Linked DNA regions of Homo sapiens: all the other regions are linked to region 5. The links are chromatin loops, found by intact Hi-C in ENCODE. Cell type or tissue: heart left ventricle. All regions are shown on one strand. Each heading gives the region's core, and the rest is flanking DNA. Links, peaks and the distances in the headings are about the cores only. Region 1 has its middle 380 kb from the start of PKN2. Region 2 has its middle 47 kb from the start of LINC01773. Region 3 has its middle 45 kb from the start of LMO4. Region 4 has its middle 54 kb from the start of LMO4. Region 5 overlaps LINC01140 (long intergenic non-protein coding RNA 1140). Region 6 has its middle 36 kb from the start of LMO4.

What was found. A loop is a pair of places that touch in the nucleus more often than their neighbours do. Peaks named below come from ENCODE experiments on the same cell type or tissue, not always from the same donor. Only the 100,000 strongest peaks of a DNase experiment are listed, where the experiment ranks them.
Region 1: it touches region 5 in a loop (7-fold over the local background); 3 of 110 quality-filtered maps call a loop at or near these places.
Region 2: a loop joins it to region 5, with 4 times the contacts of the local background. A loop is called at or near these places in 21 of 110 quality-filtered maps.
Region 3: it touches region 5 in a loop (2.7-fold over the local background); 24 of 110 quality-filtered maps call a loop at or near these places.
Region 4: it touches region 5 in a loop (2.1-fold over the local background); 17 of 110 quality-filtered maps call a loop at or near these places.
Region 6: a loop joins it to region 5, with 4 times the contacts of the local background. A loop is called at or near these places in 18 of 110 quality-filtered maps.

What each region holds. Positions count from the first base shown.
Region 1 is chr1:88,300,339-88,305,696 of GRCh38, reverse strand. No RefSeq gene overlaps it. Among named protein-coding and RNA genes, the nearest start is that of PKN2, 380 kb to the left of the region's middle. In heart left ventricle, for the core only: a CTCF peak has its summit at 2,373; no DNase peak of the experiment used is centred there.
Region 2 is chr1:87,951,329-87,956,686 of GRCh38, reverse strand. No RefSeq gene overlaps it. Among named protein-coding and RNA genes, the nearest start is that of LINC01773, 47 kb to the right of the region's middle. In heart left ventricle, for the core only: a CTCF peak has its summit at 2,753 (motif pointing right); a DNase peak (open chromatin) is centred at 486.
Region 3 is chr1:87,281,594-87,286,951 of GRCh38, reverse strand. No RefSeq gene overlaps it. Among named protein-coding and RNA genes, the nearest start is that of LMO4, 45 kb to the left of the region's middle. In heart left ventricle, for the core only: no CTCF peak of the experiment used is centred there; no DNase peak of the experiment used is centred there.
Region 4 is chr1:87,271,927-87,277,284 of GRCh38, reverse strand. No RefSeq gene overlaps it. Among named protein-coding and RNA genes, the nearest start is that of LMO4, 54 kb to the left of the region's middle. In heart left ventricle, for the core only: no CTCF peak of the experiment used is centred there; no DNase peak of the experiment used is centred there.
Region 5 is chr1:87,148,916-87,154,273 of GRCh38, reverse strand. All of the region lies in intron 2 of LINC01140 (long intergenic non-protein coding RNA 1140), which reads right to left. Among named protein-coding and RNA genes, the nearest start is that of LINC01140, 22 kb to the right of the region's middle. RefSeq lists enhancers at 1,902-2,500, 2,501-3,099, 4,897-5,358. In heart left ventricle, for the core only: a CTCF peak has its summit at 2,199; DNase peaks (open chromatin) are centred at 2,183 and 2,682; H3K4me3 peaks cover 1,200 bases; H3K27ac peaks cover 1,337 bases.
Region 6 is chr1:87,290,518-87,295,875 of GRCh38, reverse strand. No RefSeq gene overlaps it. Among named protein-coding and RNA genes, the nearest start is that of LMO4, 36 kb to the left of the region's middle. RefSeq lists a silencer at 1-110. In heart left ventricle, for the core only: a CTCF peak has its summit at 2,764 (motif pointing left); no DNase peak of the experiment used is centred there.

The DNA of each region.
Region 1 (5,358 bases), core at 280-5,279, 1.2 Mb before region 5:
TTATTCCCATTGACCCTGATGATATAATAGGAGGGTATTCATTAAACTAACAGGAAAGGGTAGTTTGGAAAAAGATGAATAAACATAAACATGTTATCCATTCTTTGAAAAAATACCTACTATGTGGTAGACTTTGTTAAATAACTTAGAAAGCAAAATTTGCTTACTGCCTGTAAAGAACTTTGATGAATTGAAGATGCGTTTAGGAAAATAAAGTAAGTGGGGAAGCATTCATATTAGTAAACAAAGGAAGAAAAGAAGACAAAACCAATAGAATAGAATAAATGATTGATTTGCTTTAGGTAAGAATGACAGAAAAATATGAGTTAGCATGGACTATAGATTGAACAGATTCAACAATGTAAATATAAAAGCAAGGATGATATTGAAATATCTAAATAAAAGTATAGCATATAAGAACAGTAGTGGTTCATCTTCCTAGGATGTCAGATTCCCAATTGAATAGTGTATCTTTTAAAGTTCTTTGGTTTTTATCAACAGAAATAGACCCTGGATATTATTAAGGATTATTTCACTCATAAGTAATAGAAAATTCTATCAAAATGCCTTAAACAACAAAGGAAATCTACTGCCTCATATAACTAAAACTTTCAGGCTTCGGGCTAATTACAGTATCTCCAAGGATGTGGTTTCTTTCCTTCCCCTGTAGTTTTCACAATGTTGGCCTCATCCTAAGACTGGTTTCTCTTGTGATAATAAGGCAGATGCTGACACAACTAGGGCTTCATGTCCATGTCTAATTATTTTAAAATAATTCCCATTGAAGATAGAAGTAACCTCTTTCCTAGAATCCCCGACAAACATGCTCTATATTTGATGGGCCTAAATTCAGTTATATGTCCACTTCCAAACCATTTGCTGTGGCCAAGGGAAGAGGGCATGATAATTAGCTTGAGCCAATCAAGATCTGCTCCTAGAGACAGACATGAAGTCAATTCCACACCAATTGCATGACTAGATGTCTAGAGCCTTGTTAGGAAGAAAGCAAGGGAGGGAGGTGGTTTGTATGTGGGAGAGACAATCAGCTAATGTCTATCACATTAACTTAAAGCAGGAAATGAATGTCTTGGGAGGCCTAGAGGGTAGCTGTGCCTGATGTTTCAGTTTCCTGAAGAAAAGGCTGGAGAATTCATCACAGAAATAGGACATGAACTAGGTCAGCTACTGGGGTCTAGGGGTTGAGGTAACAGGAACCATTTGACAGGCATTTCAGATTATACTGCCAGAATGCCCTAACCTCATTGCTTTCCCATTCTTGTTTTACTCTGCACAGGAGTCAAAGTCACAGTGGAGAGAGTTGGCCAAATTTGGTTCAGGTGCTCACAATTCAACTAGGAGAGCTCGTAGAACATAGACTGATGGTCCCACTGAACTGTTCATAATGGAGAAGAGATACTTGCTCCCAAAGACATTGGGGGTAGTTTTCTAAATAAAGGTTAAAAGGGTCTGGTTTTCCAAACATAAATGTTCACTACAAGTATTATTAGATTCCAAATATAAAAGGGTATAAGGAACTCAGAATGGCTAGATTAAATAAAAAGGATAATTACCAACAAATAGTTTTGACTGAAAATATGTCTGTTCATCAGCTTTTTACTGAGTGTCTAATATATGCAATGTGCTATGTGGATGCTACAATGAATTGTAGAGGTAGGAGGAAAGGAACTTAACCCATTTAAAGAGCATGCAATCTGACACCTTATTTTTAAGGTGAGGAGAGGAGAGCTAGACAGAACAGGACAGTAGTGAGTATTACCAAAGATGGACTAGACCCCTAAACTGCATTATTCTAACCCATCTAGGGTCTTTCTGTTATGCTTTACGTACTCGCTTAGTTGCAAAAATGGTCATAAACCAAACAAACTTCAGAGAAAGGCAGAGAAAGGACCCTAGTACTATCCCATGTTGGAGGCAAGGCTAAGAAGTAATGGGAATGTCTTCCTCCTTATCATCAAAATGGGCAGCATCAAAACCCATTATTAAGACCCTAACCATCCAGTCACTTCAAAACAAGAGCCATCAACTAAAGGGACTAGAGAACTCACTTCAGCCAAAGGTCTGTCAGTAGAGAGGTGGTGGCCAGTGAAGGTAGTGCTTGGCACTTTTTTCCTGAGAACTAAGAAAATTAAAAATAAACTACTGTCTGCTCCAAATAACTTCCATACAGCTATGCAGCAGTACAGAAAAGGGTGAGAAGTGTTGGATCAGGGGCAGGTTCTCTAACTTCTAAAGGTGCCTTCTGCTGCTAAGATTCTGCAGCTTCAGGCTCTTTATTGTATTTTAGTTCAATAAGATTTTTTTTATTTTTTTTAAATCTGTTTGCTACTGTAGTACATTTAAACATCAGCAGATGGGGCCCTTGGTTCCTGTGAAGAATGCCAGGGCTTGAATTTTGTTCTCGTCTGTGCTCTGCGTGAATTTTTCTTGTTGCTTTTACAGCATGTTAAATTTGTACTCTTTATAGTTCACAAACCTTTATTTAATCAAGAAAAATAAAACTCACTAATGGCAAGAGAACCTTTTTTTCCTCTTCTACTGTTCTATAGAGATAAGTTAGATCTGTTTACAAATAGAAAAATGAGACTAACATAATACTCAGACAACATGATTCTGAAACAGCAACAGAAGTCAATGTTGTAATTAATCTGTTGTCCTTAACTCACGAAGCTATGTGGAAGGCTTTTGTTGCATGGACCACAGGTGACAGTTTGGTTGCATCCAAGGTTACTCTGATTCTGCATTATTTTCTCTCCTCTCTCCTGAATTTCGTTTTATGAAGACATTGTGTCAATTGGCTGGTTTTTAGCACTTGCCAATGATTATTATTTTTTTAAGTGATGTTTGTCGATAGTCCATAAAGGGAACAACTGGTCATCTGGTCCTTGCACCTGTTCAAGTGGGTAAGTTTCAGCTTCTTAAAGGTGAGATTCTTTCCCACCAGAAATGTAACAGTCCTTTGAGGAAGGAGTGTAGTTTACTGGGCAGGAGAGATGACAGCATTTGGTCCTCATGCAGTCCTCTCTTGATTTTCTCCCTGATTTTTAACGTGACCTTGCTCTTAAGGATTAATCACTGTTTTTCTTGTGCCTCCAAAATGGGATGACCCAGAATTTTATTTGGTGGAAAGTACTGTGAGGTAACCAGAACAAAATGGTTCCTATGTGCAAAGCTTGATTATATAGATACTTATTTCAATGTGCATGCTGCATCTGTGATTAGTATGATTTAATTGATAGTTTGAAAGAATCTTCCTTAGTTTAATATTTGTTGTAAATAAATGCTTATGCTTGGACAGGTCTTAATAGTGGACTTAAAATACAACAAGAAGAAGACTAAAGGTTTATTGGTGATGGAAGAGATAAAATTGGGCCTCTTTTTTTTGTCATTATTCTGAGTTTAAACAAATAGATCTGTTGTCCAACATCATTGTGCCCTCTTAAGAACTGACATTTCAGTTTGAAAGATGTCCTATGTATTTTAAGGTATATTGCAGATCATACTCATTTCCAAATTTAGGTCTTAAATAGCTAATAAATCTTTAAGAATGAAGCATCTTCATTGATAACATTCTGTGTGTGTGTGTGTGTGTGTGTGTGTGTGTGTGTGTATATATATAATTATATATATATAATTTTTTTTTTTTGAGACAGAGTCTCACTCTGTTGCCAGGCTGGAGTGCAGTGGCATGATCTTGGCTCACTGCAACCTTCGACTTCTGGGTTCAAGCAATTCTCCTGCCTCAGCCTCCCAAGTAGCTGGGACCACAGGTATGCACCACCACACTCAGCTAATTTTTGTATTTTTAGTAGAGATGGGGTTTCACCATGTTGGCCAGGATGGTCTCATTCTCTTGACCTCATGATTCACCTGCCTCGGCCTCCCAAATTACAGGTGTGAGCCACCACACCCAGCCTATACTTTTATAAATGTGTTACCTAATGTGGCAAATTGAGATGCAATTTGCAGATTTAGGATTTGCAGAGTTTACACTGATGAAACTAATGTATTACTTCTGGGTAGAAATGATGTTTGCCTGTGGTTAGCCTGAAGCAAATTTTAGGGAGGAATTGTTCATTTCTTTCCCCCTTTTGTGCTGACAAGCTAAGTGATATATACGGAAATTGTGTGCACTACTTGTGCCTTAGTCTGAGGAACTGCTTATGGGCAAATTTCATTAGTACTTGATTAGTACTTGTGCTAATTAAGCCAGGCACAATTTTGCCTCTGGTATGATGAGTTAAGGCTGGACTGAAAATGTGGCCCTAAATGCATATGTTGGAAGCCTGTAACACCCATATAATCCCGTAGAAAATTCTCACTTGACTCTCCCATCAAGGGTCTAAAAAAGTGGAACAGAGTACTCCATTTCCAGTGCAATTTGAGTTCACTCAGATATGTGATGTGCTAATGTTTAGATTAAGCAGATGGCAAGAAAGGCAGTTGTTAGCTGAGGATTGTTTTTCTCTTTCTGCATATTATTTTCAAACAGTTTAAGAGGTAGGTTACTCTACCTCCTCCCTTTGCTTCTCCCTGAATTAAGAAACATTTAGAAATCCATGGTTCTATTGTTATCATCCTATGCGCCCACGTGCACCCATTTTCTTTGGGTTGTGGTATAAGAATGGTCTCACTGTTTGGTGAGAAAGCTTTGCTGTTTTTGTGATTTCAAAGAAAAAGGAGATAGGTCCTGGCTGAGGCAAGGAATAAAGAGGTGAATTTGGAAACAAAACCTGCTTGGAACAGAACAGATGTTATGCCTCATTCTACATCTCTAATTTCTCCTCTGGGTTTGGCAGTACTGGCCCTGATTCTCCTACTTTTCTCTAGTCCTCTTCCTCCTCCTCTTGCCTTATCCAAAGCCTTTTCCCCCCACTCTACTTCCCTTGCAATTTTGGAGTTTTCCACCTTCATTTTTTACATACATTATGATGTGACATCTTAGTAACTATATAAAAAACAACAAACCCTGGTAACCTTCAGAATTCCTCCAAGCTTGTCTAGCCTCTTGTAAATGAAAAGGTGAAGTTTTAAATATCAGGTTTTATTTATACAGTCATAAAATTTTAGAGCTAACGCTAGACATCATTTCATCTCACTCCGTGTATTTTTTTAGTAAGAGATTTTCTTGGGATTTTGGAGTGGCAGGAAAAGGTAGACATGGGGACAGGAGAGAGAGATGCTGGAGGGAGAGAGGGAGAAGTTTGGGCAAGTTTGGTTTTTATTGTGTGTTTTCATGCAATTCCCTCTGAGGATTCTTCTAGAGATTGCAAAAAATATTTAATTGCTTTTCAATTATGTTGGATATAAGAGCAACATTTCTTTGAATGAAATTCCTAG
Region 2 (5,358 bases), core at 133-5,132, 800 kb before region 5:
TTTGTTCTATACAGTTAAATTAATTCTGCCCTATCTTGTATACAACATATGTGATGTAGTCATTGCTCAATAAATAAATACTCATAATAAAATATAACTTAAATAGACTAGTATTAAGGAGTTCTCCTTTATAAAGTTTCTGGATTTCTAAAGTGCATTTCAATGTCCGTAAATTTCCAATTTTTTTCTAAGTAGTTTGCTTGGTGAAATACTAATTTATTGACAGATGTCAAATTTATCTCAAGTATGTCCTACTGATGTCAAAAAAATGACCAGCACTGCATTTGGCATATATTCAGAAATTCTTAACTCTTCCTAATTGATTAACGGTAATAACGGCCCCTGGAATGCCCCCACCGAGTCTGTAGCTAGCCTCACAGTGATTCACTATGGCGTCACTGGGAGAGATGAAGCCCAGGGCTGCAGTGGTGCCAGTTCATGCCTTTTCAGTGAGAAGGCATTCAGGTTACACAGAGTGTTAATCTGGCCACAAAATGGGAGACGGCTAAGTCTGCCTGGAATGTCTGGCTGCTGGTTGGCAGACGCAGCCCTTTTTTCACCTTGGATCTGCTGGGCTAAGGATGCTTTCATAGTAATTTTCCAATGTCTTCCTTGATCAGTGGACTGCAGCATTTTGTCATTTTGCAGATTTTGTTTTCTTCATGGGTTATTACTTCCACTGAACTGCACTTAACATCTATTAGCTTAGGTCTCCAGAAGATCAAAGTCCCTCTGTATCTGATTATTCTGCTCTTTGCAATTTGTGTCTCCCCCTCACCCTATCCCCTCCCCACCAATGCAGAAGGCTTGCACGTTTACAGATTTGGTTTCAGTGCTTTCCCCAAATCGTTTATAGACATAAAAGCATCATAAATGGGACATCGTGTCTCCGGAAAGAAAATAAGAGAGAAAAAGTGAAGACAGCAATAGTTATTCTTGTATTATTTCCATCTCAAAATGAATCTTTTAAAACTCATGTTTAAATATTTCCCTTTTTGAAATGAGATGGGTGAGGGAGTGAGGAAGAAGTACTAATGTCACAGAATTATGCTAATGTTATAGAAACAAAATTCCTGTTGAGATTTATTCTCTTTACTAAATCACTCTACCCCACTCCCACTTTTCCAAAGCCCTGTCCCATCTCCTTACATTTTAGTTTAAAATATTTGCATTGTCTTTTTTAGGAACCGGTCCACAAGGCCAACATTCCATTCATTTTATGGTTTATTGTTAAGGTAACCTTAATAAGTAGGTTCTGATGGAAGATTTTATTCCCTTTCTGAACTTTTAGTAAATGATAATCATTCTCTAAATTTGGTCTCACCGCTGTGATGTACCAAAGATCCTCTATCAAACGTCGACCCTGTCTCATCAATAGGCCAAAGCTGGCCCCATCAAGGCATTTGCACCGGCCCTAGAAAGAATATTTTTAGACGCTACATAAGAGGCCCAGTGTACATCTATCAGCAGACTTGAAGTGGGTGCTTGTAAGTTGAGACAGGTATTAGAAACTCAAACTATGTTTGGCAGCTAAAAAAAAAAAAAAAAAAAAATTAAGGAAATTGGAATCTGAAGAGAAATAAAGACCCAGAGCCTTTTTTGCAAGGATATTTCCTCATCAGAAATACTCAACACTATTCTCTATGGTGAATAAAGAAGCCAAAGCAAGAAAGGAGAGAGAGAGAAAGAGAGAGAGAGAGAGAACGTGTGAGCTACAGCAGGACTTCCCAAACCTGAATCTGTGTGCAGATCACTTAGGGACCTTGTTGAAATGAAGACTATGATCCAGCAGGTCTGGAGTGGGATCTGAGAGTCTAAAATTAAATTGCTCACCAGTGATTCAGATGCTGCTGGGCCCAAGACCACATTTCAGTAAAGAGTTAGTGTTTCCTTGTGTCCCTCCACAAATCTGACACTGCAAAAGGTCACTTCACTCCACCTGGCACACCTCAACCCCTTGTGAAACACTGGTCTCTGAAGAAGGATGATGAGGAGCCCTAGAGCAATGGCCCTTTAACTTTGCTACATATTATGATTCCTTGGGAGATTTGAAAACTCTCCATACCCAGGCCACACCCCATATATCAATTAAATCAGAATCCTTCGGAATGGGACCCAGGAATGAGTATTTTTAAAAGATTCTCCATGTGATTCCAGTGTACAACCATGTTTGAGGACCAATAGCTTAAATAAAAATAGCACAAGGAGAAAAAAAACAGCCAACATGTGTTGGCTTCTTCTATACAAATACATGGCTTTGTGAGAAATATATACATTTTTTTTCTTTAAATCATTATACTAAATCCCATTTACAGACCAGGAAAACGAGGCAGAGTTTACGTAACTTGCCCCCAGTAAGAGCTGACAGAGCTGAGATATTCTAGGATAAGACATATGATGGAGGAGTGGAGAGCCTGCTGGTTAGTTACATTTGTGTGTGAATTCAAAATTTTCTTCTGTTTGTATATTTGATTTTAGCCAACAGTTTGGTAATACCATTTAAAAATGTCAATCCTCCTTTTTTGTACTCCCCCACCCTCAAAAACCTAACACTGCCTTCCTAAATCATTCATTGCCTTTTCTCACATTTGCCATCTCTTCTCCTGGGCATGCTTAGGGTCCTAGGCTCTAGAGCTAAGGTGAGTTGTCTTCAGTTGCTGGCTCCTGGAGCTGACTTGACTCCACCCAAGTCGGTTATACTTTGTCTCACTTCAGTTCCTTTGGCCTCTCTTGCCCCTAACTGGGCAGCAGGGGGAGCTATGACTACCAAAAAAGAGCCTGTGAACTGCCCCTAAATATGATTTTCATGTCCTTCCCTAAAGGAAGTTTATCCTCACAACTCTTCACCTCAAAGCTAACGCCTACTGCCTCAAACCCCAGAGAATGGGTAAATAGCCCATCTAGGCATGCAGATAGCAGCGAAATCAGAAATCAGCAAGCTCTCATGGGGCCCAAAGATGCAGAGACAACTGAGAGGGGCCACGGCCACTCAGTAGTCAGTGTGATCAAGGTATAGTTCAGCAAAAAGACATAAATAGTAAATTGCATCTTCCTGAAGGGTGTTTCTCATTCAAGAAGGACCGAACAACTATGATAAAATGTGTAAAATACAACCATGAGCTCCCCTTTTTAACTCTGGCCAATGACTTGAATAAAAATTTTTATATCAGTCCTCAGTTTTCCCAACTTTAAGTGGGTATATGTCAGGCCAATAAATATTCATTTAACTTAGGTTGTAACTGTATTAGAGGACATACGGTTTGGTTATGAGTCAGGAATCCCCCAAACAACGTTATCATGTTTGAGGAAAATTGGAAAAATCCTAGAAAGAGAACATTCTTTTAAAATTCACAACAGGGCAGGATGCCAGTTTGCCACTAACCATAAATCCAGAGAGGCTGTTTCCCAAGCCTGAGACAATTTTCAAAATTGCTGCAGCTCAAACCCTCAGACCATGATGTTTTCTGAGGAGATCAAGGTATGTTACTACAACCACATGAAGACGTTTAAGTAGGACTGAAAGTTAAATGTACCAACTCATTTCATAAGAAATCTGGCCAGGAGCAGTGGCTCATGCCTGTAATCCCAGCACTTTGAGAGGCTGAGACGGGAGGATCACCTGAGGTCAGGAGTTTGAGACCAGCCTGGCCAACCTGGTGAAACCCCGTCTCTACTAAAAATACAGAAAGTTAGCTGGGCGTGGTGGCAGACACCTGTAATCCCAGCTACTTGGGAGGCTAAGGCAGAAGAAGTGGTTGAACCTGGGAGACGGAGGTTGCAGTGAGCTGAGATGCTGAGATTGCGCCATTGCACACCAGCCTGGGCAATAAGAGCGAAACTCCGTCTCAAAAAAAAAAAAAAAAAAAAAAAAAAAAAAGAAGAAGAAGAAGAAAAAGAAACCCTCACTCTCTCCCAACCACTCTGAATCATGCACACAGTTCATCCTCCCTCCTCAACTCTGATCTGAGAAGTCACCAGGGGCAGGGTGACGAGTATTCGATGCTATTTTTTATCCGCAATTAGAATCTCTTTAGATTTTCTGCTCTACCCTTGCTTCTGGGGCTTCATCTCTAGGAGGAACTGAAGGATAAAACCCAGAACTATTCACCTTAAACAGATTTTGACAACCATGATGCTATGGGCTTCTAAAGTGTTGCCATGAGTTGATGAATCTCTTGGATAGTTGATATGTGAACTTTGTGAGGGGGCATCCTGGTGTCTCTCTGATGGATTTTCAGAGTATGAGATATATAGGTTTGAGTCACTAGAGCAAGTGCTAGCAGTGTGATGTGGAAATATATTCAGAGCTTATTAACCTTAATTTTACTTACTCTATTGTTCACAAATATGTCCTAATAGTGTGTGAGTTTGCTTCTCTTCTCCTGGTTGCACTCAATCTAATAGAAGAACTGGGCTATTGCAATGGAAGCAGACAGATTAGTAGTGGCACAGATGCATGCAAAAATACACAGACAAGGCTTCGCTCTGTAGTTGGAGCCTCCCTGGTGATTCTCCTGTGTCCTTGAAATTGAGTTGCCAGTTCGCTTACACCAGCTAAGAAGTCTGCTTCTCCTCAATGAGCTCTGCCGGAGTGCCCCTGCCTTACTCTCCTGTGTGAGAGTTACATGCTCCACCCCTTCTCTGCTGAATCTAGCTGGCATCCTGAGTCAGATTGGAACATTTGAAAACACACACACTCCCCTCTCTGGGAAAACAATTCATCTGAGACAAGGGGAAGTGACAATCTTACTAAGGAAGCCGAGTTTTTAAAACAGATTTTTTTCTTTGAGTCCTAGTGACTACAGAGGCTTACATAATGGTCCAGGCTCAAAGGAAAGGTAGCCTGGAGTTTGAGAGCCTTCCCAGTGCAGCCCAGTGTGGGGATCAGAGTCTAAGGGATGAGGCGGGTGGGTGGTCAGACCTGGGAGCCATTCCTCCTCTCCAAGAATAGAAACTACAGTTTTACATGTTTTGTTTTCAGGCTTAAACAAAAATAATAAATGGGCAGTTTTCCCTAGCATCCTAATAGGCTGCCTGAGGCACATAAGCATGAACAATAAACCTTGTTAAATGATAATCTGAAAAGGAAAATTGAGACCTTATTCAAATTTGATGGAGAAAACACACAGGCACACTCCCTACTGTTTTGTCTTAAGCAGTGGAAAGATCTCTCCAGGGAAGCTGTAGAAGAGCAAGATACCTTTGAGGGACCACCCAATATGGGAATTGGGAACACATTCCGTTGTATTGACCTTGTATTCCTGTTTCCCAAAATGCTGGGTCAGTAATTATTTCAAGGGTACCATACAAATATGTCATTCGATTTTTCTTTCCTGGCTTAGCATCTTTGCTTTACAC
Region 3 (5,358 bases), core at 61-5,060, 130 kb before region 5:
GGAATAGACAAATCTCCTATGCAGAAAAATTCCAAACACTGTAATTTATTTACATATTCTACCCTTAAGGAGAGGAAGCATAATTCTCCACTTTTTTTTTTTTAAGATGAAGTCTCACTCTGTCGCCCAGCCTGGAGTGCAGTGGTGCGATCTAGGCTTACTGCAAGCTCTGCCTCCTGGGTTTACTTATGCCATTCTCCTGCCTCAGCCTCCCGAGTAGCTGGGACTACAGGCAACAGCCACCACGCCCGGCTAATTTTTTGGATTTTTAGTAGAAACGGGGTTTCACCGTGTTAGCCAGGATGATCTCAATCTCCTGACCTCGTGATATGCCCGCCTCGGCCTCCCAAAGTGCTGGGATTACAGGCATGAGCCACCACACCCGGCCAATTCTCCACTTTTAAGTGTGGGCTACATGTAGTGACTTTCTTCCAAAAGTACAGTTTGGAAAAGGAGGAAAAAAAATAAGAAACTTTACAGTGGAGAAACCTGACAAATACTACCTGAAGCCAGGTAATCAAGGTTAACATCAACAGTGATAAATCATGTTGATAGTATGTACCCTTGATATAATATGGTTAGAATGGCATTTTACCTCTGTGGTCCTCTTCCCCAAAACATATTACTTCAGTCTTATTATAAAAAAACATCAAACAAATCCCAGTTGAGGGTCATTTTACAAAATACCTGACCAGTCGGTATTCCTCACAACTGTCAAGGTCATCAAAAACAAGGAAAGTCTGAGAAACTGTCACAGCCAAGAGTAGTCTAAGGAGACCTGACTAATAAATGTCATGTGGCATGTTGGATGCGATCCTGGAACAACAGCAGCAACAACAAAGGACATTAGGGAAAAACTGAGGAAAACAGAACAAAGCATGGACTTCAGTTAATAAGAATGTATCAATACTGGATACTGGTTTATTAACATTATTATTATTATATTATTTTGAGACAGAGTTTCGCTGTTGTTGCCCAGACTGGAGGGCAATGGTGCCATCTCGGATCACTGCAAATTCTGCCTCCCGAGTTCAAGCGATTCTCCTGCCTCAGCCTCCCAAGTAGCTGGGATTACAGGCATGCACCACCAAGCCCAGCTAATTTTGTATTTTTAGTAGAGACAGGGTTTTCCCATGTTGGTCAGCCTGGTCTCGAACTCCTGACCTCAGGTGATCCACCTGCCTCGGCCTCCCAAAGTGCTGGGATTACAGGCGTGAGCCACTGCACCCGGCCCTGGATACTGGTTTATTAATAGCGACAAATGTGCTGTACCAATATAAGGTATTCATATGGGAAGCTTGGCATGGGATATATGGGAACCTTTTGTACTATCCTTTCAATAATTCTGTAAATCTAAAACCATCCCAAGACTAAGTTTATTTTTAAAAATAAAGGGAGATTCAAAATTGGAGGGCAACTAGCAATTAATTAGTTGTCCCACCCCACCTAGAAGCCATATCTTTCTCTTTGCACCTACAAATCCAAGAGATGTTCATGCTAGAGAGGACTTTCAAGGCCATTTGACTTATCTCTCAAGATGAAGAACAGAAAGCCTAAAGGTCCCATAGAAAGAGCTTGCGTCTTGCTGCCCAGCCAGCTGATGGGTAGAACCAGAAGCTAGATGGCTTGACAAGGGGCCAAGTGTTCTCTCCACCCCTCCACATTGCCTCCCAGTTTTCCAAATTCCATAGAAGATAGAAGTGGACTGGGGGGATATCTGTTAACTGTCTGGTGAAGGAGAAACCTCCACATAGTGGAAAGTGCTCTACCATTAACTGTCCTTTTAACAATAACGAGTCACTCCATCTCTCTGAGCAATAATTTCTTCACCTTGAAATGGAGATAGCGCTAACTGCCCTGCTTATCTTCACGGGACTGCTGTGAGACACGAACCCTATGTAAACGTCTGGCATTCCTATGTTGTAACAGACCAGCAGGGGCCTTTTGACATACTGAAGTTTTGTGACACAGTCCATCAGAATGGACCCAAATGCCATGTGTAGGCAGTATTATCTGTCTTTCAAAAATGGAATACAGAATCTGGTCATGGCACTTTTACTGTTTCTAATTCATTGCCGGAGGCTCTTTATTAGTAGGATGCTCCAGCGTCTCTCGGACACTGTCCTGCTCCCTGACCAACTGTTCAGGAGGTCCTTGCAGCCTCGTGTATCAGATCAGGAAAAATACAGAAGCCTGTTCAGTCCTCCATTGTTGCTTGGCTCCTTGTACCATACAGTGTTTCGACTGAGTGGCAGTGCTGCGTCATCTGTCACGTGAAAGTGATTCCCTAGGGAAAACTGCCTCACTGGTCCAGATCTCTGCACAGGCCTGGCAGGCTTCTCCATGAAAGGATGGTGCCATTTCCTCAGTGCTGGCTGCAGCCAAGAATATCCCACTTCTCTGCTCCCACCATGCAGCTCCCAACGCCCAGCTCTTCCCACTGGCATCCCTGGGTACTCATTAGCTGCAGAGGCACTGAGCTGGTGTTGGTTCCACTGTGTACTACCTCTGGGATCCAGAGCCACCTTCTCCCTTCCTTCCCAGGGCTCTACGTTTGCAGTTCAGTTGCTTTGTTTTTTTTTTTTTTCTCTTAAAGCTTAAACATCCAAAGTACTCTGCCCCCTTTTCTAAATGTTGAAGCTATTCACTTTCCCTATGATAGGCTGAGTTCCGTACCTCTAGGGCACCTTATACCCACTCTTTGGAGAGAAACCACCTTCAGCGACTCAAAGACATTTTAGCCATCTAAGACAGACTCCCCTACCCTTTGAGGGAGGTGGTGCTACTCTCAGTGATTTCCAGTGATTGAGGGTGTAACCCCTCAATGAAGAAAAGTGAGGAGAAGCTGATTGTACTATCTGGCAAGACATTTTGCTATAAACAAATAAAAAATAAAATTGAGTGCCTACAATGTCCCAGGTATTGTGTTTGGCATAGGTAATCAATCAGAAATCAATGAAATTTCTAGAAATTGTTCATAGAGATTGATAAGACACTGTCCCTGTCCTCAGAGAAGTTCAGAAACAGCTTAGGAGAGAAAGCAGACAGATGAGCACCATGCTGTTCACAAATATTATAAGAGGCAACTAGAGGACATGATGCCAACACAAAGGAGAAGCTCCAACCTGTCTTGCAGAAAACAGTCACCCACAACTAGTTTAGGTCTTCAAGGACCTCCTCGTGCCATGCCTTGGCATGGATAACCATCTGAGTATCAAGTAGAGGCACAGAAAGTGTGCACATCTCAATACTAACATCATGGAGAATAAACTTAATATGAAATCAGATAAGAAACACAAAGAAGGCAAGACTCTTATATTAGTCTGGATTCTTTTGGTTGTAAGTGACAGAAACTTGATTCAAACTAGTTTAGGCCACACTGGGATTCAGAATGATACTGGACCATAATCAGGAATAAGAGCAGGGACCCAGAAGCAACTTGAAAGTGAAGCTTAAACACCACCATGACTCTCTGTCATTCTTCTCAGAGGAAGGCTTCGCTGTCTTCCACAGACTGACTGCCTTCATGTGGTGGGGATCACAGCTCAGAAAGCCCCTGAATCCGGCATGCAGGGGCTGCTGCCATCAGAGGGAGAGAGGCAATCTTCTCTTGGTTCCAATTCAGAAAACCCCAGGGAAAGATTCTGATTGGCCTGTTTTCGATGGGTGTCCATCCCTAGACAAATAAACCATAGGCAGGGTTTGGGGAGAAGATAGGGTTGCGCTGCTTGGAAAAAGCCATGGCAACTCTTGTTGGTGTCAGTCCCAGAGATGGGGGAACTCTGAACCAAGAGCCACCCCAGCAGATATCTACTAATTCAATGCTCAGAACACTCGGGAGTGAAAGGTATCATTACTAAGAAATTGCACCCAGTTTTTTTTTTTAATCATTTCACAATTAAAACCTTAAACTAGCCCTAAAATACTGGCATAAATAGGCTAAATCTGTGTAACTACAAGCATATAGTAATACTTTCCTAATTATTTTCTAATCACCAGGAAGTTGACTAGGATAAATAAATATGAACTGCTTATGTGTGTCCAATATTTCGCTGAGCATTAAGGGGATCGTGTGGGAACAGGAGTTGGAAAAAGTAAGTTTCAATGCCTGCCTCAAGGAGCTTACCCACTACGGAAGTTACCTGGGACCAGAAATAGATCATGGAGATCATCTAGTCCACAGATATTTCCCTGAAAGTTCCTGAGAAGCCACCAAAGAGTTGGGGGAGGGGAGCTGGAGTGGTGGGGAGGGCGGATCATAATAGGTTGAGCTGATGAGTTCTGAGCTCCCGGTTCTTCTTCAGAATGTCTCCTGCTACATCTGCTCTGTATAGAGGCATATCACAAAAAATAGTGTTTGTAAAAAAGGTTTTTACTCCTTTAAAAGTGTTTGAACACTACAGATATAGTCCAGCTTCCTTATGTTGCTCCTGCAGATTTCAATGCCCAGATCTGCCTCTTACATGCATTTAATTGCCACATTTAAATAAGAACTGGCTGGCTAAGGCAGGCGTGGGTCTAGAGCCCTCTCCTCCTGACACCAGGCCACCACCGTTCTACCACCAAGCCTCACTTCACTTACATGAACAGCCAGATAAAACCATTGTCAAGAGGTCTCATGCAGAAATTCAAAGAAGAAAGATCCTTCTCTTGAGTCATTCACTATTCTACAGGGTAGTGAGTAGTATTGTATTAGGGTTCTCTAGAGGGACAGAACTAATAAGATAGGTGTATATATGAAGGGGAGTTTATTAAGGAGAATTGACTCAAAATCACAAGGTGAAATCCCACGATAGGCCTTCTGCAAGCTGAGGAGCAAGAATGGCAGTCGTGGCTCAGTCCCAATTCCAAAACCTTGAAAGTAGGGAAGCTGACAGTACAGCCTTCAGTCTGTGGCCGAAGGCCCAAGAGCCATTGCTGTAAGTCCAAAAGTCCAAGAGCCACAATTTTGGAGTCTGATGTTCGAGGGCAGGAAGCATCCAGCATGGGAGAAAGATGAAGGCCAGAAGACTCAGCAAGTTGGCATCTCCCACCTTCTGCCTGCTTTATCCTAGCCACACTGGCAGCTGATTGGATGGTTCGCACCCACATTAAGGGTGGGTCTGCCTCTCCCAGTCCACTGACTCAAATGTTCATCTCTTTTGGCAACACCCTCACAGACACACCCAGAAACAATACTTTGCATCCTTCAACCCAATCAAGTTGACGCTTAATATTAACCATCACTGTTATACTTTGTGGAAGGTGGGATAGGGGGAGAAGAGGAGAATAGAAGGGAGAAGAAAGCTGGCACGTCTGAGGCCTGCACCATGCAAGGTGTCAGGTGCTTGGCCTGTGTAGAAGAGCATGAAGTGAGAC
Region 4 (5,358 bases), core at 287-5,286, 120 kb before region 5:
TTCTGTTTTATACAGTTAAAGGCTGAAGCTATTTCAATATTTTATATGATTTTTTCTTTTTTTTGTACTAATTTAGAAAGTTGGTACTTTAATGTAATTGAACTCACTGAAGCTAAAAATGTCCAGACCTTCTTAATAAGGTAGCTTCCAATATTAAACTTTGGGGTCTGTTTTCCTCCCAAGCAGGCACTTAATTCCCATTAGCACTAATGGCAAGTGTGCACAAACATTGAGTAGGAAATATATATCTCTTTGTCTCTTTGTACTGAGGTCCAAGAAGGGAAAAAAAGAAAGCAAGAAAAAAAAACAACAACTTTGAGATTGGATAAAAGAAGTAGAGCTGTAGATTCATTTACAAAGATGAAATTAATGCCTAGCACCCCCAAATTTCAGGGAGAACACATCTTTAATAAGCAAGATGAGGAGAAAATTTCTAAATCATTTCAAATAATACCCAAGCCATGCTTTTCTGAGAAGCCTGTTTCCCCTCCATCCCCAGCATATACATTAAACCCATTTTGCCCTTGTTATGTACATAATGATTCTAGACAACATAAGAAGATTTCATGATTTTTTCTTATCATTTTTACTTATCTACCAGTGAGCCAATTTATGCAGCTTAAACCATTGCTAAACAAGATGCATCAAAAATTGTCTGTAATCATTACAAATAATAGCACAGAATGTTCACAAGAAGCTGTTTTCTTATCATATTTTCATTAAAACATCTTTTCACCTGCTTTGCTTTTCCCATGTCTGGAACCTGTGTTGTAATCAGTCTTATTAACTGGGAACATAAATATGATTTATTATGGTCTGATAATGGAAGCTACGTGGACCCAGAGAAGGGCTATATTGTCCTTTGATAAAATGGCTCTTTTCTCTCAAATGGAGAACTCTATCATGAGAACATGCAGAATGTAGTGAGTGATTATTTCCTCAGGGTGAGTGATGGAAAAGCCCAACAGAAAATCTTCTTGTTGACCACGACAGCCTCAGAGGGTCCCCAAACCTCTCTGAGTTTGACAACCTGCAGACACTTTTGATGAACTGTATTCTTCTGTCAGAGACAGCCTGTCTGGGAGGAGAAAAGAGACCTTTATCGTCTGATCGGCTATTATTGTCTTGATCTTTTATAAGCAATCTCTAATGCACATGAATATAATATCCTTTCACACAAGTGCCAAGCATAATAGAAATGTAGTTAAAGGACCCTCTCCCTGGTTATGTAAATGTCCTTACACCAAAATTAAGAGAGATGGTTTGTGACTGATAGAAGAAGGAAAGAGTAATCAAGCTGTTTTAGCATTCTCTTCCTATATTAAAGACTTCAACCCAGGATAAACAGCATTTACGGTAGATATAAGGAACCAGGTTATTTTGAAGGCTTTGCCCAAAAGGAAAAAATAGTTTTGAATATGATATTAGTGTTATATTTTTATTAAACATGCAAATGGAAGCTGGTTTTTAGCCAAGAGAGATTACTATGCTGATATAACTTAGAAGAAAATGAGTATGTTTCTCAAAATCCCTGTCTGTGGCTTACAGCGAAAACAAAGACCTATTAATAAGGAATGGACTTGCACAAATAGGTCCTCAAGTCCAAATAAAGTTCTCCAATAAATTTCCCTCTTATCCATTTCCAGGAGCCTAAATATAGCAAAAATATATATATTTTTTCAATTAACAAATATATTTACAGGCAAAATGCCTACAATTATTGGGCAATTAAATTCACTTTTTACATGACCCCTGGGAACCATCTCCATTTCTGAACTGTGAAGGATAGTTCTAGATGGTATTTGTTTGGATCTGGTGGCAAAACTTTTCTGACCTTCCAGATAAAGCCCAACCAGCTCATGGAGGACAATAGCTTGATGTTCAATCTCAGTTGCTGGCAGAAAGAAGAAAAAGACATCATCACCCCTCCTAAAATTTTTAATCCCCTCCAGCAAAATACAATACTTAATTTTTCATTAGCCTTCTGACATCTGGACTCGGAATATCCCCACAATAATCACTAATGGGTTTTGCATTACCAATTAGTGGAGAAAACCCTCCAGTGCTGGTGCCAAAGGGTTAATCATTAGTTTCACACCACTGGGTGGTCAGAATTGGAAGAGCAGCCCTTGAACCCAAAGGGGCGGAGAGCAGGGGCCCCAGGCTGGGGAGAGCTCTCATTATTAAGAAACGTGCAACTCACAGGCACTGACCTCCATACCCGCTCCTGGCATCTTGCCTTGAGGTGGATTTGAATATTACACACGGGCACGTGCACATGCGCACTCACACGTTTATGTACATGTCTGGGCCTAGAACAAATCACCCACTTAGCCAAACTTTATTGAACCTGTCCCATCAAAGGTAGCTCAGACCAGAGGAATTCCCTTTCTCTCAGCACCTCTGTCTACTTGCTTCTCTAAGCAATGACTTTCCCATGGGAATGAAAAAATTTGCCATTTCAGAGGGAGTTGGGTTTTGAGAAGTGTTTGATCTCCCTTAAGAGATACTTCTCTGAAGTTCTGCCAACCCTCGATTATCTGTACAAATGAGGCTTAAAGAAAATATGGGTAGATTTGATTCACAGATAATCTTCAAGCTCCAGTTTGGTCTATATTTTCGTTTCTTTCTGAATAAATTGTACTAGTGCAATTAACAAGCAAAACTGATTGGATGTTTCCTTCCTTTTATGGTCAATTCTGTGGATGTCAGCAGAGTAAGCAAACTGTCAAAAAAGCTGGCAAACAAAAGAGAGGAAAGGGAAGAAACAAAATACCCAGATAATCTGCAAACTGATCATCTGCTCCTGAATAATTGAAAAGAATCTAATTTCAAAGATAATGCAAAAAAGGGGCCTGGTGAGCAATTCCATCTTGAAAATGCACAACCCCTTCCCCTAACCCCCAAACAGCTAGTAGAAAAACAAATCATCAACAACAACAACAAAAAAAAAACCCACAAGAAAAATTCCAACCTACTGTCCTCATCCACATTTTCCTTGATCTGATCTATATGTGTTCTAAGTAAAATTTTATTCTAAGGAGGATCAGAGCATGGAAGAGGAGAAGAAAGCGTCATAAACATTTCTTATTTGTGATCTGCCTAGCCTGTGCTGATAGCAACAGGGTTGCTTTCAAAACCATGCTGGCCTAAAACTTCAGCAATCAATCCACCTCATTTCTAATTTTTTTTAAAAGGAAAACCAATATCCAAGAAAGGGACAACAATGTCTCAGTACTTTATTTTCTTTTTTTCCTTTTTTTGGTCCCAAATGTGTGATTCCTTATTAAAAATAAAAAAAATGCTCAAGTACATTTGAGACCGAAATGTGAAACTGTTATGCTTGATTCTCCATGGTGCTTCCACTCAAGGTCAACACTTAGAGCTTTTCAGTTAAGAGAAGAAACGCTCCTAATGAGCCTATGCATGCACAGATTTTGGCCAGTCATTGACTGACTGCACTTATTTAGTTTTGCTTTAGAAATTAAAATCTAATAAAGTAACTGGCAGTTTAAATGTCACCGAAATTTTCTCCAACTTCCCAACTGGAATTGTGAAAACAGTCTCGAATTCCTCTAATCTCCCCGTCTTTCACCTTCAAATGCCACACTTCTGAGGTGAATCATTTCCTAAGAAATAGCAGAACTAGGCTGGGTTCAGAGGTCAGGGGCACAAGGTGGGGAGAGGAAGACTCTTTCTTCGAGTTGGAGGGGATTTGCTTTTTTCCCCACACCAAGGCAAGAAGGACAGGAATCTTGAGGCTGGGAATGTTCTGCCTCTTGCAAAGGAATTCAAAAGAGCCATTGTGTTTGATACTTTGCTTCCCAATTGGCCTCTGACAGCAACATCAGAAGCAACAGATACTTCAGTTCTACATCTAGAAAGAGGCTTTTTTTGTTTTTTTTTCTGGGTAAAAAAAAAAAAAAAAAACCCACACACACTCCTGAAAACATTGAAGCCTAATTACTCTACATCCCATAGTCTTAAAGATTGGGATCTCTCTGATAGTTGGTGATAACCCCTTGAGGAACAGGAGCGGGTCCATTAGAAACTCAGATAACATTTCTTTTTTTTTTTTTTTTTTTTTGAGACGGAGTCTCGCTCTGTCGCCCAGGCCGGACTGCGGACTGCAGTGGCGCAATCTCGGCTCACTGCAAGCTCCGCTTCCCGGGTTCACGCCATTCTCCTGCCTCAGCCTCCCGAGTAGCTGGGACTACAGGCGCCCGCCACCGCGCCCGGCTAATTTTTTGTATTTTTAGTAGAGACGGGGTTTCACCTTGTTAGCCAGGATGGTCTCGATCTCCTGACCTCGTGATCCACCCGCCTCGGCCTCCCGAAGTGCTGGGATTACAGGCGTGAGCCACCGCGCCCGGCCCAGATAACATTTCTATACTTTACCCTCAATAAAACTGAGAGCCAAAATAGGTATATTGGCTGGGTGCTTTTATTCCCCTGGCCATTGAATTGTAATGATCATTATGCAAGACACAACAATATCATTCATTAAGCTATCAAATGGAAAATACATTCTTCACTAAAATGTAAAAGGTATTTAGGATGTCCAGGGCTAAATGACCAAGGAATTGGTTTAGGTTAACTATTGTCTTCCTTGCTTTTCTAGAAGATATATAAATCAAGTCCTCATATACATGGTAGGAACTTTAAAGTTCTGAATGGTCTGAATCTTAGCATTATGAATACATTATAAGAGAATAGAAAGTATTCTATGCAGCGCAGTAATTATATTCATGGAAGTTGGAACTGCTATACAATATCTCCTGGGAGAAGTTTACCCCATTTCTACTGCTACTGGGACACAAACGGAGATGAACCACAAGCAGGAAAAGAGAAGAGAGAAAGAATAGGAGTAGCAATCCAGGAAGCATTGAGGGAGACTGAGGGTAGAGGCTGAAGCAGGAGAGAAGCCATTACTTAGTGGAGAGGGGTTTATGAAACCATTAGCAAGCATGGTAAGGAGGCAAAGAAAGCCAGCCACCAAGACAGAATGCATTCCTCACATTGTAGCCAAAGATAAAGAATCTTAGGCCATTTTAGTTGTTCTGCCAGCTAAGTCAAATCTCGAGCCTCTCTGAAGCCATTGAAAATGTCTCAGGTTTTCTCATTCTGCTATTTTGATAGAAATTAAGCTTTGTAAGTCAAGAAGAACAGAATCAACTCTATATACATGCACTCCTTCTTTATACCCTATTCCTACCTACCTGATTTCATGCCCAAATGATTTAAGACTCCCAAATGCAAGTGAAAATTTTAAAGTTGGAGATATGCTTGTAAAACCACCTAAATGTAGGTCTAAGTTTCCTACTAAAAGAATATTTTAAAAAGATATGGAGAATAATT
Region 5 (5,358 bases), core at 271-5,270:
AGAAAATAAAATCAACCAGAGATCCTTTAACTCCATTCACTGACTCACCATTCCACAGCTGGTTAACGTGTTTGGAGATTAACTGCTGAATTACAAAAATTATATTTATCATGCTGCAAATCAGTCAGCACCTATAGGTTAAAAACAAAGAGTACGTATTTGTTGACAATTCTTGTGAAAATGAAAGATAGAATACTTGCCAAATAAGGCTTGTTTAGCTTCACACAAACAGACGGAAGATCAAGTTAAAAATGCAAAGGAGATTACCAATTCTTAATTATAATTATTTAACCAGGTGGGTAGTTTCTCCTAATGAACATTTCCATGAAAACAGAATAACTAATGACAGTCTTAAAGAAGCCTTTGTCTTTCCATGTACTAATGATCACATTTATAAATATGCAGCAAGGCCCCCGTGTACATTGCTAATGATAAGTAATTAAGTACCAGGCGTGGGAAGCCAGTGAAAAGGGTCATGTTAATGCAAGAGAGGAAATTAAAAATGCAATAAAATAAGTTGCCTAGAAAAGATTAAATAAACTTCTGGCTTCTCCTTCTTCCAGACGTAAAAGAACAGTTTCCCCATTCTTGTAGTGAAGCCATGGCAGGCCATTCAACAGCTGGTTATCAAGTCAGACAGTACCAAGTGATCCACTTGCTTTCTACCTCCATCCCCATTTTATCCTGCAGGATTTCAGGCAGAGGGTGTGGCTCAAAGTAAAAGGCATTTTGGGTCACCAAAGGAGAAGATGAGCCCCTTGGAAAAAGGAAACAGTTGGCCATCACAGATGGATACCTTCCACTGGCTAATTAAATAGGACTTTGGTTGCTGTTGCTAAAGTACCACTTGTTTATAAAACTGTGTTGACCAATCTGGGTTTTTTTCTTGCTTCTGGAAGAAAAAGAGAGGACAAGATCAGTGCCTTTTCCAGTAGAGCAGAATAACCTTCTCATGTTGTTGGCTTCCCCAGCAGACTGCAGACTCCTGGAGGGTAAGACCACGACTCTGTGTTATTAGACACTGTAGCCCTCACACCTAGCCCTGCACAGAGGCCGTGAATGTTTAATAAACACTGGTTGAATAAGTGAATGAATGAATGTTCAAAATAAACCATCCCTAAGCCAAGGAGCAGTTTGTCCAAGAGCCCTGTCACATCGCTCCCCATCCAAGCAGCCCTGCCACCCAAACGCTGGCCCACTCAAAAGATGTAAGGGCTTTCTGTCATTCACTTACTGAGAAAGGCACTGATTCCTTCTTCAACATATCATCATCAAAAGGAACAGAAATTTGAAGCTTTAAGGAAAAAAAAAGGTCTTTGCAAAAAAAATCATATAGTTGGTTGTCAGACTCCTGTTTAGGAATTGACTAGGAATCCCAGCATCTCTTTTGAGCATTAAAGACACACAAAATGAATAAGGGCCTTCTTGGCAAAAGAAAAGGGACTTATATTTGGATCTCCAAAGCTCTTAAATAAGAGCAATTTTGATTTTTTTTTAAAGTATCTTAGTGAAGCTCTCAAACCACTGAAGATTTTTTTCTTTCAAACGTTTCGAACTCGTTGATCTCAAGTCTCTCCAGACCTCCACATTCCCTAACTGTTCTATGTGGTTAATCCCTGAGTGGGGGGAATCTAATTTTCTGCGGCTGCAGTCTCGGGTTAACAAGAAGGCAACCTTGATCTGAAGAAAATAGCAACCCACGAAAATCTAAACCTTGGCTGGCGATTTGGGGTAGCTTTTCTTGTTTAAGTTTTCTCCCCTTTTTTCTTTAACAAGTTTAAGAAACAAGTCATAAGGCAGAAAATCTAGGGTTTGGCTGTCTCTGCCCTGTTTTAAGGCTCCTTCTGAATTCAAATGAATCATTTCCTTTTACATAAAATCTTCAACGAGGCCACACTTCTTTTGTTATCAGAGTGTTGTCATCGGCAAGCCTGCTCGACTCTCATAAAGGCAATTTAGTACCTGACATTCGAGCAACGTGTGCGCGGGCCTGGATTTGCCTTACAAATAAGGGCTGCCAAGGAAACCTCTGGGGAGGCCGGCGGCCCTGCTCGGGGACACCTAAGGTGCATCTTTCATCAACTTCTCCGACAGGCCTTTGCTTCCCAGGGCGTGCTGTTCTGTACACAGCCGCCTTCCCCTCCCGAGAAAGTTCAGGACGGCGGCGGGGCCACTCTGCAAGCTTATCCTGACCCCCAGCGGTCGACCCTGTCATCGGGCCCGCACCGGGTCCCTCTCTCGCTGCCGGGCAGAGGCGAGCACCGCCCTGAGGTTCCCTGGATCCCAGGGACCCAAGCACCATTCGCTTTAATTGACAATTAAAACAAACTTCGGTTCTCACAAGAATCAACCGAGTGAAATTTCACAACTGCAAGTTTCACAATTCAATTCCCTTGAAGCAAAACCAACAGTTTCCCTGAGGTTTCACTCCACACCTCTCCATTTGTTGTTTAACTTCCCCCTCAAGTTTCTCTTCCCACACACAATTTTATTTTCAAGTCAGTCATGGAAACAGTTTAATTATGTTTCTGGGGGTCCCCGCATCCTCCCTGCCCCGGTGCTGAGTCAGCGCTTCCGCGAGCCCCAGGATGAGGACTCCAGCGAGCGCATGTTTATTAACAGAGCAGCGTGGCGCTCCCAGCGACCAGGGGGGCCCCCCCGAGGTGGCTATTTATGGCTTCTGCCCACCGGCCTGCCTGTTCAAGCTGTTTCATATTGTCAGCCACCGGAATCAAACAACCTGAAATAAGGCCTCCGCGGCCACGAATAGAATGCAGTCAGCAAACAACGTCCGACCCCGGCGGTAGAGTCGCCGGATTTAGCAAGTAAAAATACAAGATGCCCAGTTAAGATTGAATTCAGATAAACCACAAATACATTTTTAGTATAAGTATGTCCCAAATATTGCAAGGGATATGTTTGTACTAAAACATATTTGTGGTCTATCTGAAATTCACATTTAACTCGGGGCCTTCTATTTTATCTGGCAATCCTACCCAGTAGAGAAAGGAGAGGTTCTGTTTTATGGTTTTACAGCTCAGCTTCTGAGCAGATCGGGATAGTTCAGGGGGCCTGGGCCTCTCCTAAGAGTTAGGTGAGACTTATTTTTAAACGGTAGGAAAATAGTCCGAATGTGGATTCTCGGAGCCTCTCTGGAGGCTCAGACCTCCCTGGACATTGCCCCCCTTCTCAGTCCTACCCTCTTCTCTCCCTCCCTGTCTCTCTCCACTGTGGAGGCAGGACCCTGTCCTGAAGGGTCCCGTTCCCACGGTCAACCTTCCCAGTCAGCCTCAGGTGTCCTAGCTCGCAGATGTTGAAGCAAAAGTCAAAACCAAGGTAACTCTTTTTAGGGGGTAATAGATTTAACTGCAGCTGGGTCTTCAAGGGACAGGAGTAGCCATATTCTGAACTGCTATTTGTATCTACTGAAATGTAAACATTAAAAAAATTTAAAAAAAAACAAGTTTGAATTACTATCTTCCTTTAAAAAAAAAAAAGGCTACGGCCTTGGGAATACTGTACATATCTGTTACCGACAATTCTGAAAACCACCTCTGCAAGCCTGTCAGTTAAACCAAATGTTAAATGGAAAATATTTGGCGGGATTTAAAATTAGACCCGCACACATTACTTACAGATGTTTCCATGCAAAACACTTGAAACTGAACCACACCAAGTCATAAACCCCACAATGGTGTATTTTTTATACCCCAAGTTAATTTTTATTATATAAGTAGCCATATGAAGAAGGTATTGCATACAGCTTAAATTAAATACGGAGGAATGAAATCAGCAGTATCCCTTTACAGCATATGGCCCAGCAAATCAAATTACAAAGCTTTCCACATCTCATTAACTGCAATGAGTACAGTGAGTTTTCTAATAAGTCACATCTTTTTCATGTGAGTGGTGAGCAGTGACTTATTGTAAGAATTCACAGGATGACCCTTGTGCTGAAATTAAGAACTAATCTAAAATGGGCAGGGTCATCTGGTCAAGACTGATCATAACATTTCCTCATTATTGTTTTAGTTGGCATTGAAGCATATGTTTTCCTGGTGCCCCAGCTGAAAAATGCCTTTGATAATTTCACTGACAGCAAATAACCCACACACTGCCATTTAATGAGTTTGGGCAGGATTAGCTGACAATAAAGAATATAGTATAAATGTTTTTATTAGAACAGATTTATTTTTTAGCTGGGAAAAAAAAAAGAAGTCACATGGAAATGCTGAGCTGATTTCTACCCTTGTGATAGCGATCGCCCTGTTAGTGATGCAGGTGAAGAGGCAGAAGCTGCACGAAGCCCAGGGCTGGCCAAGACAGTGCCTTTAGGCTACAAATGGTGAAAGGCAAATTCCAGCTGGAACCTATACTCAGATGTCTGGTTCCTCCTTTGCACAACAAGAAAAAAAATACTTCTACAATTGCTCATCATGTGGCCTTTGGTTGAGATGAATTACCAATTTACAACCTCTTGTGTTTGGAGAGAAGCAAACTGTGCTCTTTTGAGGCAAGAATCAGGAACCTAAAATCATTTAAGCTTTCTTGTTTATAAGGCCAGAGTGAGGCCAAAAATCCATTTTCCTCTGTGCTCTAAGCCCTTTCAATGACGAGTTTCTCACCATCTGCACTAATAAATATGGACTGGTGTGTGTATAACCATACACTGAGGAGAAGGGAAGAGTGAAAGGATTTTAAATGATTGCAAATTGCTCTCCTGCTGAGATAACAGCAGTTTGCATGTGAGCCTCAGTTGTCACACATTAAGAATGGGCATTTGGCTTCTTTTCACACAGCTGCGAGAGAGAAGGGGTAAGTTTCAGAACAACTAGAGAGAAAAGCGGTCTGTTGTTCTTAGGGAGACAGGCTTTCTAGTGGCATCTTGCCCAGAAGCTCTTGCTTCGCAGCTCCAACCATGGGGACTGGAGACAGGATAAGCAGACCAGTCCCCAGAGCTGGGAGCAAGGGGAATCACTGAAGCCCTGAAACAGGATCATAAGCCTCAAGGCTCAGCAGAGATCAAAGGGATCAAGAATGGAAACAAGGCCAGAGGATTGAAGTAGCCTGGTGTGTAACAAAGTGATCCTTGAGTTAAGGTCAGTTTCTTGGGAAGACTTGGAGGCTTAAGACTCATCCGTAGGCACAAGTGGTCACAGGGAAAACTCTGTCTTGGGAAGATGCAAACAGCAGTCTAAGAAGGTGGTGTAGGTTAGTAGAGGCGGACAGTGAGTGTGCCATAGGAAGAGTAAGGCCACTGAGGCAAAAGCCAGTCATCCAGGGACCCTGGAGCCTGACTAGACTCAGAGGTCTCCTCCCAGCCAGAGAGAAGTGACTCCCTGTTCCTAGCAAAATGTA
Region 6 (5,358 bases), core at 288-5,287, 140 kb before region 5:
CCCGCCCGCCCACAGCCCCTTGAGCAAAGCCTTCCACACAGATGCTAATTACGTGCCTTCATTTGAACCCACAGATCTGGCATTAATTTGTATTGGAGCTATGAGTCCTTTTTGTTTAAGTGGTAAAAAAGTCAAAACGGTGGTGAACTTCTAGAATATTCTCAAGGTAACACAGAGTATATTTTGATCAGAAGACTGTGTTCCATAGAGGTTAGGCAGACAGATGGATGGACCCAGAGTGGAAGCTGACTCTACTGCTTACCGGCTGGGTGGGACAAACTCCCTCTGCTCTCTGAACTAGAGTGCAAAATTAATTTATTCTGCAAAATGAAAGAAATAGTCATAGCTCCTACCTCTTAGGGTTGTTGTGAGAATTACATAACTGTAAAAGCATCTGCCTGGTACATGGTAAGCATTTAGTATTTATTATTATTATTACTTATTTTAGGGAAAAGGGTCAGGAGGAAGGGGGGATAGAGAAGGGGAGACCCCAAAACCCTCAGCACCCTTTGCCTTGTCCTGAATCACAGAGGCATTTCCTTCGCTGAATAAGGGATGCCTTTTTGAGTTAGAAGACAAAGACAATAAGAATTGTAAAATTCAACAAGTTATCCAGTAGTTTTGGTCTTTGGCATAAAAGTTGAGCTTTCACTTAATGTTGTGCCTGACATTTCTCTTCAAAGGAAAGTAAATTGGAAGTTTGTTTCAAAGTTATTTCCAGAAAGAAAAACAAAGCAGAGGGTTAACTGATTTGAAAGCTTTAGTGGTAAGACACCTACGAATTGAATTTCTAATTGTTTTAGTTGTAAATCACATTTAGAAACATATTTATGTGTGTGTGTACATTATGTATATACACACACACACATTTTTATATATCTGTATATCTGGTTTGATGTCACAGAGATTGAAGTTCTTTGTTCATACTAATGCCAGTATGTGAACAAGAAGGGAAATCTCTCACTGTAATTGCCCGGAGGTCAGGGTCACGAAACCCCCGTGAGACCTTGTGGCATCCCCCTTGATTTCAGCCCTGGGAACAGCCGTCTCTGGTGGTAGGGGGGTAAATAACTCTCCATTTGTTTGACAAGACTTCCAGCTGGGGTGTCATCAAGTGTCACTTGCTGGGGCATTGCTGTCTCTCTGCACCCCCACCCCCACCACAGTCCCTGCCTGGTCCCCAGAGGAAGGGACTGAAACCAGCCAGGCTCACAGTGGCCCTTCATTCGCTCATTCATTCATTCCTGTCCTCAGAGAGGGGGTCCTGCCTGCCGGCTCCTGCTTCCGTGTCCAGTTGTCCTCAGAAAGGTGTCTAGGTGTGTCCTCCTCTTCAGCTCTGGGTCCTGGACGGTGAGGAGCAGAATGTCCGGTTCGTCTTGGGAAGATATTATTCCTCTGCGTTGCCAGCAGCATGCATTCTAACAATTAAAATTTCTGTTTTAAGATAAACAGATTTTTTTTTTTACCTTTAGGGCATTCTGCAAGTGATTACGTGACACTGATTACATGAACGGTTTCCAATCATGGCCCCAGTTTTGGAGTCTGCCACCGGGAGTTAATGAAATCAGATTAATTTGTAAGTCTGGAGTCTCAGAGAGCTAAAACTTATGAGCAGAAAAAAAGAATTGGGAGCTGACTGTGGTTTCCCGCAGTAGTGTCCTTGCTAAATAAATGCTAGCCTCGTCCATTTTTCTTCATGAAGAGTAGGGAAGTGTTTTCAATAAGAGGGTGGGAAGCCAGTCATTGTCATTAGAGCCATCCGTGAGTGCTGAATGCTTTAAAATTCAGGCATAAATACCACACAGGTATCTCTTGCAGAGTTGACACAGAGTGTCCTGTCCACCCTCCCCACCTCACACGCCCACCCCCACTCATAAATGTGCGCCCCTTCTGGCCTTGAACATTTGTTGGGGTTTGGATAGGAATCCGGCTACTCTTTCCCATTGCCATAATTATGTTGGTCAAGGCCTGTGTTCTTGACAAAGAAAACATTCCTCTAACTCAACCTGAGTAATCCTTAATGAGTCCTTGTATCTTGTGATAAATTTCATAATTATTCAGCCCCTACCACTAACACCGAAATTCATCAGTCAAAGCAAATTAGCCGAGATTCATTAGAATAAGACATCTAGTAGGCACATGTACTTTATTAGCCTCTTACACCAATAGTTTTAATTAGGTACATATTTCACAGCTCTCGAGCTACTCCAGTGAAGGGCTGCCTTTATCTCTTTTATTTACAGTAACAAGCTATCAAACACACACCACCATAATTAAACTTGGATATAAAAAACTTGTTTTATTAATGGCAGCCTATTCTGGCCTTGGATTTCTGAAACCTGCACTAGGCAGATATTTTTATTAATTAAATAAATATTATTCAATTAAACTGAAAAGATGGGGTGACGTGAGAGGGGCGAAGAGCTCGGTTTAAAAGTGAGATTCTCTTTTTTCTTCCTTGCTGATGGTTTCCTCTGTCTCACCTTCAGCAGGGGAACAAACATCTCTTCATCAGATATTTTAGTGATGAGAAAAGTGATTAAAATCCAGAACATTTTTAAATTATTAATAAGGAATTTAAATGATGTTATAAAAAAGGAAATACAAGAGAAAATGTTACACATTCATAGAATTTTGGCTCATGCATAATAAACAGTAGAAAACACTTTACTTATAATACTATCCAAATTAAAGAGGCAAGAAGCCCCCTGCTTTAGCCGTGGGTAGTAGCGTCAATAAATGACAAATGGCGCCATCTGCTGGTACTCCGATTAAACACTTAATTCAGAGCACAATTGTCAGAGCAATCAGTTCTTGGGTTGTCAAAACAAAAAAGTGATAAAACTCTGTGCCTCCTGATATTTTCATATGGTTAGACAAGGTATAACTCTGTAAGAAAGACAAAGTTAGACCTTAACATCCAGAGGCTTCAGGCAAGACACTGCAGGGAGATCTCTAGCCTTCCTGGTCTCTTGAGCTCTCTTTGAGCTCTCCTTGAGGTATATGCAGAAGGATCACAGCCAGGTCCTTAAAAGACAACATGCGTGCAAAAAAAAAATAATAATAATAATAAATTTTAAAAACCCTGCAAATCACACACTCATTTGAGGGGCTGCCCTTGAGCCCTGAATTCCTGGGTTGCCGTACCACAGAGCACACAGGACTCTAGGAAGCTACCTTGTGCTGTTTCTCGCAGATTCTGTGACACCATAACCGCCATTCCCTAGTCCTTCTCTGGAATGGCTTTTCTTCACTTCCCCTCCCACCTTTCTCTTAGTTGTTTGTGTCTCTGGTGCATGAATAAGAGATTCCTCACTCTTTAGACCTCTCGGGGGCTGGTGTGAAACCAATGAAATAACATTATTTTAATATAAATGATCATATTGATTGACTGAACCCATTTACACAACTCATTGAACAAAAATATATGTGCAATAACTTTAAATAACATCTTTTAAAATTCAAATCCTCAAAAAGAAAAAAACTTTATCCATTATCCCACCTTCTTCAAAGAGTCTCTTTAAGCCTGACCAACGAAGTCAGTCCTTCTGAGGCCACCAGCGCTCACAAATTGAAAATCTGCACTTTCAGACACCACAGTCACTGGGACCTTTCTTCCTGGCCACATTTTGGCATAAAATATGAAATTAGATCATTTTTAAGATTCCTTTATTGTTGTTATAATATTTTTCATAAGTAACAGATGACAGAAAAAATAATTTACATTTTTATAGGATATTATTTGGAGGTTATTGGAATAAAAATATTAACAAAATCTGAGTAAACTTGTATTGCTTCTGCCCTTTCTGTGAGGTAGGACTGAGCTAGGCTTTTCCAATGGGACCTCCATGAGCACACAAGGAGGGGTAACTCCAGCTATAGGCTGCATGATATGTGGATGATAATGTGGGTTACTCACATTGTGTGTGTGTGTGTGTGTGTGTGTGTGTGTGTGTGTGTGTGTATGAATTACTCCAAGTCCCAAGTCCACCTGTTCAGGCTTATATCTCCTATGAAAATAGAAAACAGCATAGGAAAAACTTCCTGCTAGGGAGAATCTCCTACCCTTGAAATCCTCCTTATTGTGGGCAAATAGTCCCTTTCAGTTCCACAGTTTTCCTGCCAGGGTACTGCCTTCCTGAATGGCCCTCTGCCTTGAATAGGGGTCCATACCTACAGGCCACTGGTGGCCCACTGTTTGGCAGCACAGGCTCCATCCCCAGCCCTCAGGTCTCTGCTTTTCTCAGCCCACCCTTTCAGAGTCACAGATCATTCACCGACCCCGGGACTCCAATCCTCAATCAGCAAGATTCCTATACCCATTTTCTGTCTCCCCTATGCCTCCTTGCTGCTTACTGACCCCTCATGCCGCCCTTAATTTTAACTTTTATAGGAGCAAGAGGCTGACTTAAGATCTAGCCCCTGCCCAGACACTTCAAGGTGGCCCTCCCTCTTCTCAAACTCAAAAGAATGAACAGAAATGTGGTCACTGGACATCCCTGATATGAAAGGAATGGAAAAGAAAGAGGCTGGGATGCATTGAATGCCTGTGGTGTGTCAGGCTCTGGATTAGAGCTTTATTAATGACTCAGTGAAGCCTCACAACAATCTTACATAAATGGGATACCATCTGCATTTTATAGATTTGGAGACTGAGACTCAGAGAGGTGGAGAGACTTGCCAAACATCTCCCAAGCACTACAGGGCAGAGGTGGAGTCTGACTTCATGGCACTGCACTACCTCCCCAAGGCAAGGTTGAGCAAAAACTGCTTCTCACCTGGCACCTGCTTAGAGACCTCTGAGGTGCCCTGTCCAGCCTCACTTGAATGGCCTCACCATTGCTTTTGACAGGGTTGAACACTGCCTCCTTGTAACATTCCGTGCCTCCTTCCTAACTCTCTGCCTCTTCCTTCTTTATCTCTTGGGTGGACTCCTCTTTCATCAAAAAACAGTTTCGTTGAACACCGATGTCGTAGAGTTCCCTTCTGTCCCTGCTCTTCTCTACAGACTCACTCAGAGTTGTCTAATTTACCCCCATGGCTCTAAAGGCCAGACAACACCTCTCAGACCTTCATCTCTAGCTCTGATCTTTCATCTGATCTTCTAACTCATTTACGCAAATTTCTGCTAAGCATCTCGATTTGAGCATCCCCCAGGCACCTCAAACTTAACGTGTTCAGAATAGTTCATTTTTCCATCAAACTACACCTCCCTACATATTGCTTATCTTAGCCAATGTCATCACCAACCCCAGACCTCCAGGCCAGAAAGATGGGATCATTTTGCTATTTCTTGAGTGCCCAGCCCAATCAGCCACACAGTTCTGGGCCTCCCATTTCCTAAATATGCATTAAACC